Linked DNA regions of Homo sapiens: regions 1 and 2 are each linked to region 3. The links are chromatin contacts, found by Hi-C or POLR2A ChIA-PET in ENCODE. All regions are on one chromosome and are shown on one strand. The core of a region is the stretch at or near the end of the contact, and the rest is flanking DNA. Distances in the headings are between cores, read along the strand shown. Region 1 overlaps MECOM (MDS1 and EVI1 complex locus). Region 2 overlaps MECOM (MDS1 and EVI1 complex locus). Region 3 overlaps MECOM (MDS1 and EVI1 complex locus).

The links. A loop is a pair of places that touch in the nucleus more often than their neighbours do. ChIA-PET counts read pairs that join two places held with the same protein, here RNA polymerase II (POLR2A). Pooled maps may share reads with other maps.
Region 1: a map of endothelial cell of umbilical vein shows a loop between it and region 3 (5-fold over the local background). The contact joins two enhancer-like sites. A Hi-C loop is called at or near these places in 4 of 168 maps with a recorded cell type or tissue (Calu3, Right ventricle myocardium inferior, endothelial cell of umbilical vein and 1 more) and 3 of 50 pooled maps. POLR2A ChIA-PET finds 5 or more read pairs at or near these places in 2 of 52 experiments (OCI-LY7 and PC-9).
Region 2: a loop to region 3 is called in a map of Calu3, with 5 times the contacts of the local background. The contact joins two enhancer-like sites. A Hi-C loop is called at or near these places in 3 of 168 maps with a recorded cell type or tissue (Calu3, PC-9 and endothelial cell of umbilical vein) and 1 of 50 pooled maps. POLR2A ChIA-PET finds 5 or more read pairs at or near these places in 2 of 52 experiments (H1 and OCI-LY7).

What each region holds. Positions count from the first base shown.
Region 1 is chr3:169,430,027-169,433,026 of GRCh38, forward strand. The region is part of intron 1 of MECOM (MDS1 and EVI1 complex locus); the gene reads right to left. Among named protein-coding and RNA genes, the nearest start is that of MECOM-AS1, 16 kb to the right of the region's middle. Within about 2 kb of position 1,270, at least 6 of the 41 ENCODE cell types and tissues checked have a DNase peak (open chromatin) inside an H3K27ac peak, as active enhancers do; they include endothelial cell of umbilical vein, where a contact is called at or near this core.
Region 2 is chr3:169,348,059-169,350,868 of GRCh38, forward strand. All of the region lies in intron 2 of MECOM (MDS1 and EVI1 complex locus), which reads right to left. Among named protein-coding and RNA genes, the nearest start is that of MECOM-AS1, 98 kb to the right of the region's middle. Within about 2 kb of position 1,458, at least 4 of the 41 ENCODE cell types and tissues checked have a DNase peak (open chromatin) inside an H3K27ac peak, as active enhancers do; they include endothelial cell of umbilical vein, where a contact is called at or near this core.
Region 3 is chr3:169,387,058-169,389,757 of GRCh38, forward strand. All of the region lies in intron 1 of MECOM (MDS1 and EVI1 complex locus), which reads right to left. Among named protein-coding and RNA genes, the nearest start is that of MECOM-AS1, 59 kb to the right of the region's middle. Within about 2 kb of position 1,299, at least 14 of the 41 ENCODE cell types and tissues checked have a DNase peak (open chromatin) inside an H3K27ac peak, as active enhancers do; they include endothelial cell of umbilical vein, where a contact is called at or near this core.

The sequences.
Region 1 (3,000 bases), core at 20-2,519, 43 kb after region 3:
TGGCGTGAGTTTAGAGAAGTTAGAAGTAGAATGTTCATTGATGCCTTCCCTGGTAAGATTCTACTTTGAACAGTAAGTCTATTCCATTCATAGAACTAGCTAAAGGTAATTTGTTTTTCAATAAATCCTCATTTCCAATATTCTGGATGGCCTCTGGCAGAAAATGTTATATAGCTATAAAATGCAATCTTTCATCAGGGCCATTTTAAGACTTTTGCCTGTCCTAGCTACTTAATTTTGGAAGCTGCATCCTATGTTATATCAAAAATTAAAATGTAACCACACTCTATATTTAACATAATTAAAACACAACTCTAGATGATTTGAATTATACTGGACTGGATGACATAGTACTACATTAATAAACATTTATTAATTGTGATTTTATCATTTTCATTCATATTTTTAAGCCAGTAATTTTTTTCAAGTAATTTTTTAGGCCCTTGGAAAACTAATAGCTCTCAGGTTCTAGGCTTACAGTGGTAACAGATAAAACAATTCCTGTATTTCATAATTGTCTAATTAGTTACTTTGTATAATTGCACTGGATTTTGAATAAGGAGAAAAAGGCCTCCCGCACTATTTCCTAGTAATCTGTGTCCACAAGTCTATTTTCCCTACCTGCTATGTTTGCCTAAGACTGGTCATTTGTTACCTGCTAGTTCCAATTGATTTCCTTTGCCTTTGCCTCCTTTAGCCATGAGTGCAAAGAACAGACCATACGATTTATACCAGCCATCTAGTACCAATCATTAGATAACAAGACCCTTTACTGAAAGCATTTAGAGTAAAACAATACTTTAGGTTTACCTTTGCTTTCATTTCCTTCTTTATTACACTAGGTTCAAAGTGAGGCCAAAAATGGTATCACAAGGCCTATTTAGACATCCAAGCAAAGAATGCCAAGTCATTCTAAATAAATCCCCCAGCTGCAGTAGAATTTTACACATTTTCAAGTGCAAGTTTCTAATAACATTTTTGGGCTTGTTTTTCCCCTTGTCTGTTTCAGTCACTGTCTTTATATATAAGGGGAAATGAGTCATATTAAATTATGCTCCAGCAAATGTCCTATAAAGACATATCTAAGCCATCCTGTTTGCTAATAAAAAGATAAGATTTGTCCTCTGAAAGAAGCAAGGTTGAACTATGCCAAAGAGCTTACAGCCAGAGTTAGACAAACCCAAAGTCATTAGCTGGTGGGGAAATCTGAACTTGTGGCCTTTCTTCAAGTGGGAGGAGTAGGAAGGGAGTAGCAGGGACCTGTCAGCCTTGGAAACTCAAGCTTGTGGCGAGAGGCTGGGAACTTCCTGTGGTTACTAAGAGGCTGCGATACCTTGCATAGATGTCCTGATAATTGTTTTCTAAAGTTGGCACTGCCTACTGGCTTACCGTTGCTAGTAGAACATTATCAAAACCGGGGTCTTCCAGAATTATAGGTCTCTAAGACCTACATAGAAGAAATAAAGGTCCCTTGACCTGTTGCCAAATGGTACCACAAGAAAAAAAAGCCCTTATTTCAAACTTTGAGCTCAAGTTAACTTCCCTACTTTGTAATTCCCTGATGGATTCCCTGATTTACTCACCTGATTAGATTCAAAGTCGCACAGACTAATTTCAATATTTTCCATGGTAAATACAATTAGGTAGACTGGTCTGCCACAAATCCTAAAGCCAAATACACACGGTTGTGAGATTTTTAGATTCTCCTGTTTGGGGTTCTCAATTCAGTAGCATGAATTAGTACTTACATATAGAAATGGCTAAGAGCATCCAGCATACCAGGTAAATGAGGTGTAAGGCAACACGAGATGGCACAGACCAAGGGGTTAGGAGAGGCCATGCTCCATCTAAAGGAGGGAGCTGCTATCAGGTATGGCTGAGTGTTGCCATGGAGAAAACTGGTTTGATATGGCCACATAATCTGATACTTCAAGATAAATCAGAAATTTGGATTTTGGGGTGAGGTTTTTCACCTTTTTTTTTTTCACATTGTGTTAGCCAAACTACATGTGTCTACAAACTGACTGTAGGCCAGAGAGACAACAGTTCGAGACCTAGTATGAATCTTGTTTAATTCTCTCCCTTTGTCATGAAGAAAAGTGATAGTTCCACTGTCATTTTTGTGATAGTACTACTGTCTTTTTTTTTTTTAGACAGAGTCTTGCTCTGTCACCCAGGCTGGAGTGCAGTGGCACTATCTTGGCTCGCCACAACCTCTGCCTCCCAGGTTCAGGTGATTCTCCTGCCTCAGCCTCCTGAGTAGCTGGGATTACAGGGGTGCACCATCACACTCGGCTACTTTTGTATTTTTGGTAGAGACAGGGTTTCACCATGTTGGCCAGGCTGGTCTCGAACTCCTGACCCCAGATGATCCACTGGCCTCAGCCTCTCAAAGTGCTGGGATTATAGGCGTGAGCCACTGTGCCGGGCTGTCATTTTTTTCTTCTCATTATTTAGCCTTAGCTGATCTCAAAGACTTATGAAACAGTAAAGCAGATGTCAATGTCTCCCTCTCTAACACACAAACAGACATATACTTTCTTCATTAAAAATTACAGAAAACATTTAAAATATGAAGGTTCATCATGTGGATAAATTATTTCAACCTCATAGAACACAAAAAGCCCTGTTAGGCTATACATCTATTTCATTCTTCTTCTTTACTATTGAATTTTAAAATGTGTGCACAGTGAGGTGACCCTTATATCAAAGACTACAAACAGTGCTTAAAGATATGCAGCACCTTTTTAAAGAAACACACCTTCTTATAAGCACAGTTAAAAGGGAAAAGGTTAAAGGCTACAGTAGATTGTTCTATTCTGTGCCAAGATTCTGCTCCAGCTGCAACTAAATAGTGGTTCTCAGGCTTAATTAAATAAAGACCCGTGTAAATTCTAACTGTTTACTATGTGATTAGAACTTCTCTGGGCAAAAAGCTCATATTTGATTTCCTTGCTGTCTGCACTTGCCCAAACCCTTTACCCACCAGGTATGTACTGA
Region 2 (2,810 bases), core at 208-2,707, 39 kb before region 3:
CAAGACACTGAGCCTTAAAAAAAAATATTTCTAGCAACCGAAATAACTCTATTCCATATGCATTTGTCAATGTTCCCTGAGAAAGCAGTGGTAGTGTATGTGAGAGTGGAGAAAGATGGGAATATTGCAGATTCTGTCTGTGTGTGCACACATGTGCATAAGGACCAGATGAGGTGAATGCCCTTAGAAAAATTAGTATGTTTTTATTCACTGAAGTAAAAAGAGGCTGTTTCTGGGTGTGGAGTGTGAAAAACAATCTTACTACTTTATAGTCACACCTCATAACATAATCCTGTAACACCTACTGACCCAGGATCTCCAAGAAAGGGATAGTGTTAATTCTATTGCACTTATGGGAAATTTGGGGAATATGTAGCCAAGATCCACCAGCCCTGAGGTCCTGACTCATAGCCTTAACTATGAGATTTCCCTCCTGATTTGAGGATGAGTAGAATATACTCACACCTTTTCATGGGATTCTACCTCGTTCTTCTTCAGGAACTACAAAGCAATCCTTTAAAGATGAGTGGTATTAACACTGTAATTACTATTATTATTTATTTCATAAGAGAAGTAAACATTTTATATGTAGACTTCCTTGCCAGACAGCTAATGTAAAAATGAATATTTCAATTCTGAGTCAAAGAAAAGATTAATAACTTCTACACATTTATTGCCATAGACCTTTTATTTGCAATCATTTCAAAAAACAGACTGTCTTTAAAACATTTTAGTCAAATAATTATGAAGAACAGAACAAATGCCTTAGAATGACTGCATCTTCAGCAGCATGATACATTACTATTTCGGTCTACCTCCCCCTGCCCTCATGTCATATTTGGGTACTTTTATTTTTCAAATATTGAGTTGTTTTACTGCCTGCACAGTTAAGGCTATGATTGGTTGTTAACCACTTCTCTAAATACTTCAGGAGACTGAGAACCAGAGTGGAACTGCATTTTTTTACATCAATATAAAGTCATGTTCACCCCCATTCCCCTCCCTCTCATCCTCCCCTTTCCCCCCTCCCCCAGTGTTTTTCTCCCTCACTTCTTAGACGCATTTGGTAACAATCAGGCTTTTATTTTAAGGAGCCCTAAGATAAGGTATCTGTGAGCTCCACACTTGGAGTAATTGATCACATTTGTTTCCTGTTCGTAGGTTAGACCCCTCCTTCTTGCTCTTTTTCTTTTTTTTAAACTTGGCATGTTTCTCATTACCCTCTGCCTTGTTAGCCTAGTAGAAATTTTCTACTGTGGAGAGTGAAAACAGGACGATACTATTACAAACCTCGTCTAGTCGGTGACAGCAGCCCCTCTCTTTCTCCAGGAACATTGGGCCACTTCACGCTCTAGTGGGGGGCCCTCCTATGGATACAGGTATGCATGCCTGTAACTGAAGGAGGTTCTGTGGCATTTGCTTGGTGTTCACATGTTTAATTTTCACAGAACTGTGCTGATTCATACCGAGACTGTTCTCCAGGATGACAACATTGTTATCATATGACTCAAATTGCCCCACCTCATTTCATTTGGGAATGTTAGCTCAGGTTCAATAACCATCAGCTGCCAATTCTGTAAAAGAAGACCTGTATATTTCCCGTCTATGCTTTCTAGATAAATTGTAATCGGCAGCATTTTACTAGCCCTGTCAGGTGGGGCTTAATTGCAGATATTGTCTAAGGAAAGAAAAATGCAGAAGAATGAACGATCTTTTCTTCTTTGAGTCTCTGTGGGCCAATGAATATGAGACAGGGACTCAGTCATTTTCCTATCAAGGCTTCAATCACAACAATCCAAGTTAAAAACTCCAGTAACTCAATGTAAAATGAAATGCAAGCCCTGCCATTATTTTCCTGTTTGGGGCTGAGAGAGATACCAAAATAAATTGTTTATAATGGCTACAATTCAATTAATATATCTACTTATAATATCAATATTTATTTATAAAAATATGATAGAGTCTAATGAAGTGATATGCAGTTTATGCAAGAATCTTAACAAATAATCCTTTACCTGAGTGGTATTCCTTCAACATTCAAAGTTTCAAGACTATCTGAACAATTCCCTATTTTGTTTATTTGGTTGTTAGTTGGTTTTGTGCTTGTTATTCTCTTACACTTCACATGTCAACACCTTTACATAAGCAGCCAACAAAAGCAGCATATTTTAACAGAACTAAAAATAAATTAAAATTCAGGAAGAGACTTGGAACCTGGTCTAAGCTCTACCCCCAAAGTAGTTGGGTGACCTTGAGCAAGTAACTGACCCTTCTTGACCTTCAGTGTCCTCATTTATAAAATGAGTAGGCTGGGCCAGATGGCTCCACAGTGGCTTTCAGTGCTTCCTTCTCTGTCATAACTAACATTGAGCTGAATCACACTGTAAAAGATTGAGTCTTCGAGATTTTCCAAGGCTATGTAGAATACAATAGCCAGTAGCCACATGCAGCTACTAAGTGCTTGAAATGTGGCTAGTCCAAATTATGAGGTGTTATAAGTGTGAAATACATACCAGATTTCAAAGATTTTAGTACAAAATAGGTACAGTATTTCAGTCATTTAGTTTTTGCATTTAGAAATTACAATATTTTGGATCCTCTGGTTAGATATATTATTTAAATTATACCTTTTTTTTACTTTTTATAAATGCAGCTGTTACAACATTTTCAATTACTTATGTGACTCATGTTATATCTCTATCGGATGGTAAAGTAATAACAGGTCTATGGCTGTGTATTTACCACAGAGAGAATTAAAGTGGAAAGACTCTGAAATATTTTATTTACTGGGGGTCTTTCATAATAAAACA
Region 3 (2,700 bases), core at 49-2,548:
ACAATTTGCCATTTGGTATTTCGATTTTTTTTAACTTTTATGGAACTAAGTCTATATGTCTTTTGTGATTTTTACATTTTTCTTACAAAGTCCTTACCTACAGAAGGGAAAAAAAGATTCCCTTGAATTTTCTTTGAGTTTCATAGTTGCTTTTCTACCAACCTTGGATTACCAATGAGTGATTTACTGCTGAGTGAAAAGCAGAAAAAAAAATGATTTCATTTATTTGAGCGCCTGTGAACGGCAGGCTAGAAAAAAATGCCATTTCACTCGTAATTCTTCGGTTCTTATTTGCAAGGCTGGCCTAAATGCCTTCTCTTTTTGTGGGTTTTATATAACTCACCATTTGTTTCTTTTGGCCTTTCCGCCTAGTTTAACTGCAAATCTGGTCAGATGCCATTCAAAATCCTGAGTTTCACCATTAATGCCCATCATAATACTTATCACTCAGCATTATCATTAGTGATAGTAACATGAATAATTTTTCTCTCTACTCTTCACATTAGTTCATTGATAGAAAATATTCAGCAACTAAAAAGTTTAATATTAAGAGCATATATACATACTTTGACTATAAAGTAAGACTGATTTCTGTAGTTATTAAGAAGTTAATTATTTATACTCAACTGTACACATATATGCATATAATACACACATCCATGTGTATTTGCAATCTGTGTGTAGGGGTGTGTGTGTGTAATAGCTCCCTAATCTTAAAAATAGGCTGAGACAGAAACATGATTTGAGATCCCAGGCAGACTGGTTGAGATCATAACTACATGAAACAACTGCCAAGAGGAGCTCAACTAGGGAATTGAACAGATTAGGTAACTCAGAAATTTAGACATTTCCCCCCATTATGTTCCTCATTGCAGTTTTGTAATAAAAACATGAGCAAACTTCAAAGGAAGCTCTGTAGTAAAGGTTAATTGCTACTAAAGAAGAGGGTGGGCCCAAGCGCCAGTACTTTGTGCCCAACTTGCAAGCAGACAGGAAGGATTACACGTGGCTGAGAGCGGAGGATGTGTGCCCTGCTCTAGGAGGAGAACAGCTCGGCCAAACCTCAAAGCCCCACTAGGGACCTCCTGGTAGGACGTGAGCACATGAGCACAAGTCCATGAGCTGATGCCTGCTAACAGTGCGGCAGGGAAGGGAGGGGGAAGACATCAATTTCCTTACAAAATTAAAACTGGACATGCTCTTCTTCCCTTGTTAGGACAATTCCAGAGCAGTTACAGAGGCTTGTTTGTGAGAAAGCAGAGGACTTCGGGAGCCAGCTCTTCTGCACCAGTAACACAGTGAATAAACACGTGCTGGGCTTGGGGAAAAGGGTGGAGCTCAACTAATGCCAGATGCACAAACAGAACAAAGAAGGAGGCTATGAACTGGCCAGCAAAATCTTCTATGAGAATGGCCCCAAGATAATGAAATTTAAGATCCCAAAGAAACGAAGAAAGGAAACTAGTAAAAGTAGGGAAAATGAATTTCCAGAAAACTGACTTAAACAAGCTGTGAAGGACTGTAGCAAGGGTGCAGAATTACAGGCTTAGAAAACAGAGACATTGAATAGAATGGGAACTGCTGATGGGCATAGTCTTTAGCATGTCCTGCTCCAGAGGGGAGTGAGAAGAAAAGAGACTTAAATGGAGTGTTTGGACACTGGACTGAATCTGTAGAACCCGTGTCTCTAGATACGACCATTATGTTTGGAAATAATCTATCAACATGGCTTGGCACTAGAATTTTTTTAATGACCCTCTAAGCTTCCTTGCACTTTTAGTATTTGCTACTTCATAGTACCATGCTATTCCATGTCTTCCTTATGGAACTTTTCCCCAGTGTTTCCTAAAAATATTTCATATACGAGTTGTCAAAAAGACTCAGAATGGAAGTATTGGGGGCAAGATAGCAAGGGAGATGGCAAAGAATGTGATACGGATGGAAAATAAGGGACTAAATCAATGAGCAAACTTTTATTTTTCTCCTGGTATTGCGGCATACTGTTGCATGTCCTGTGGCTTTTAAATCTGGTTAAGAGATTTTCCACTCCTCTAGGAATTTCACAGACATTTCACTAAATAAATATGATTTGGGAATTAAACTAGTACTCCTAAGCTATTAAAAAATGGGCTTCGCCTCTTCCAAAACTTTCTCTTCAGAGATGGAACTAAGCTTTTGTCAAAAGGTAATGGAAAGAAATTGCTAGAAAATTCATACTTGAGGTACCAGTAAAGCCATTTGGTATCTAGTTACTGAATCTAAAAGAGCTAACGCAAAGACATTAAAGTTCTGTGAGTACTATTCCAAAGGAAAACATGAGCTGGTTAATGTTTGGCTTATTCTGTTGTTAAGGAGCCACCGTCACCAATATCCACTGGAATGACCAGGTAAGAACAGACTTATCACATATCAGATAGATAGTTTTTCTTTTATGTTTTAGCTATGTGCCTCTACTTTCTTTTGCCAGTACAAATTTTTGAGAGACTTTTAGCAACCTCTGATGGACCTGATGGGCTTTTTCTTCATAAGCTTTCTATGTCCCCAAAGTGATTTTCCTTCAGATTCATTTAGAGGAAAGTAGAACCGTCCTGAATTCATGCTGCAGCAGACTGGGTGGTTACTCCTCAGGCAATCTGAAATGACCAGAGTACAGCCTTTCAGTATTCCAGCCATATCTACAGTAATTATTTGCCAGCATAT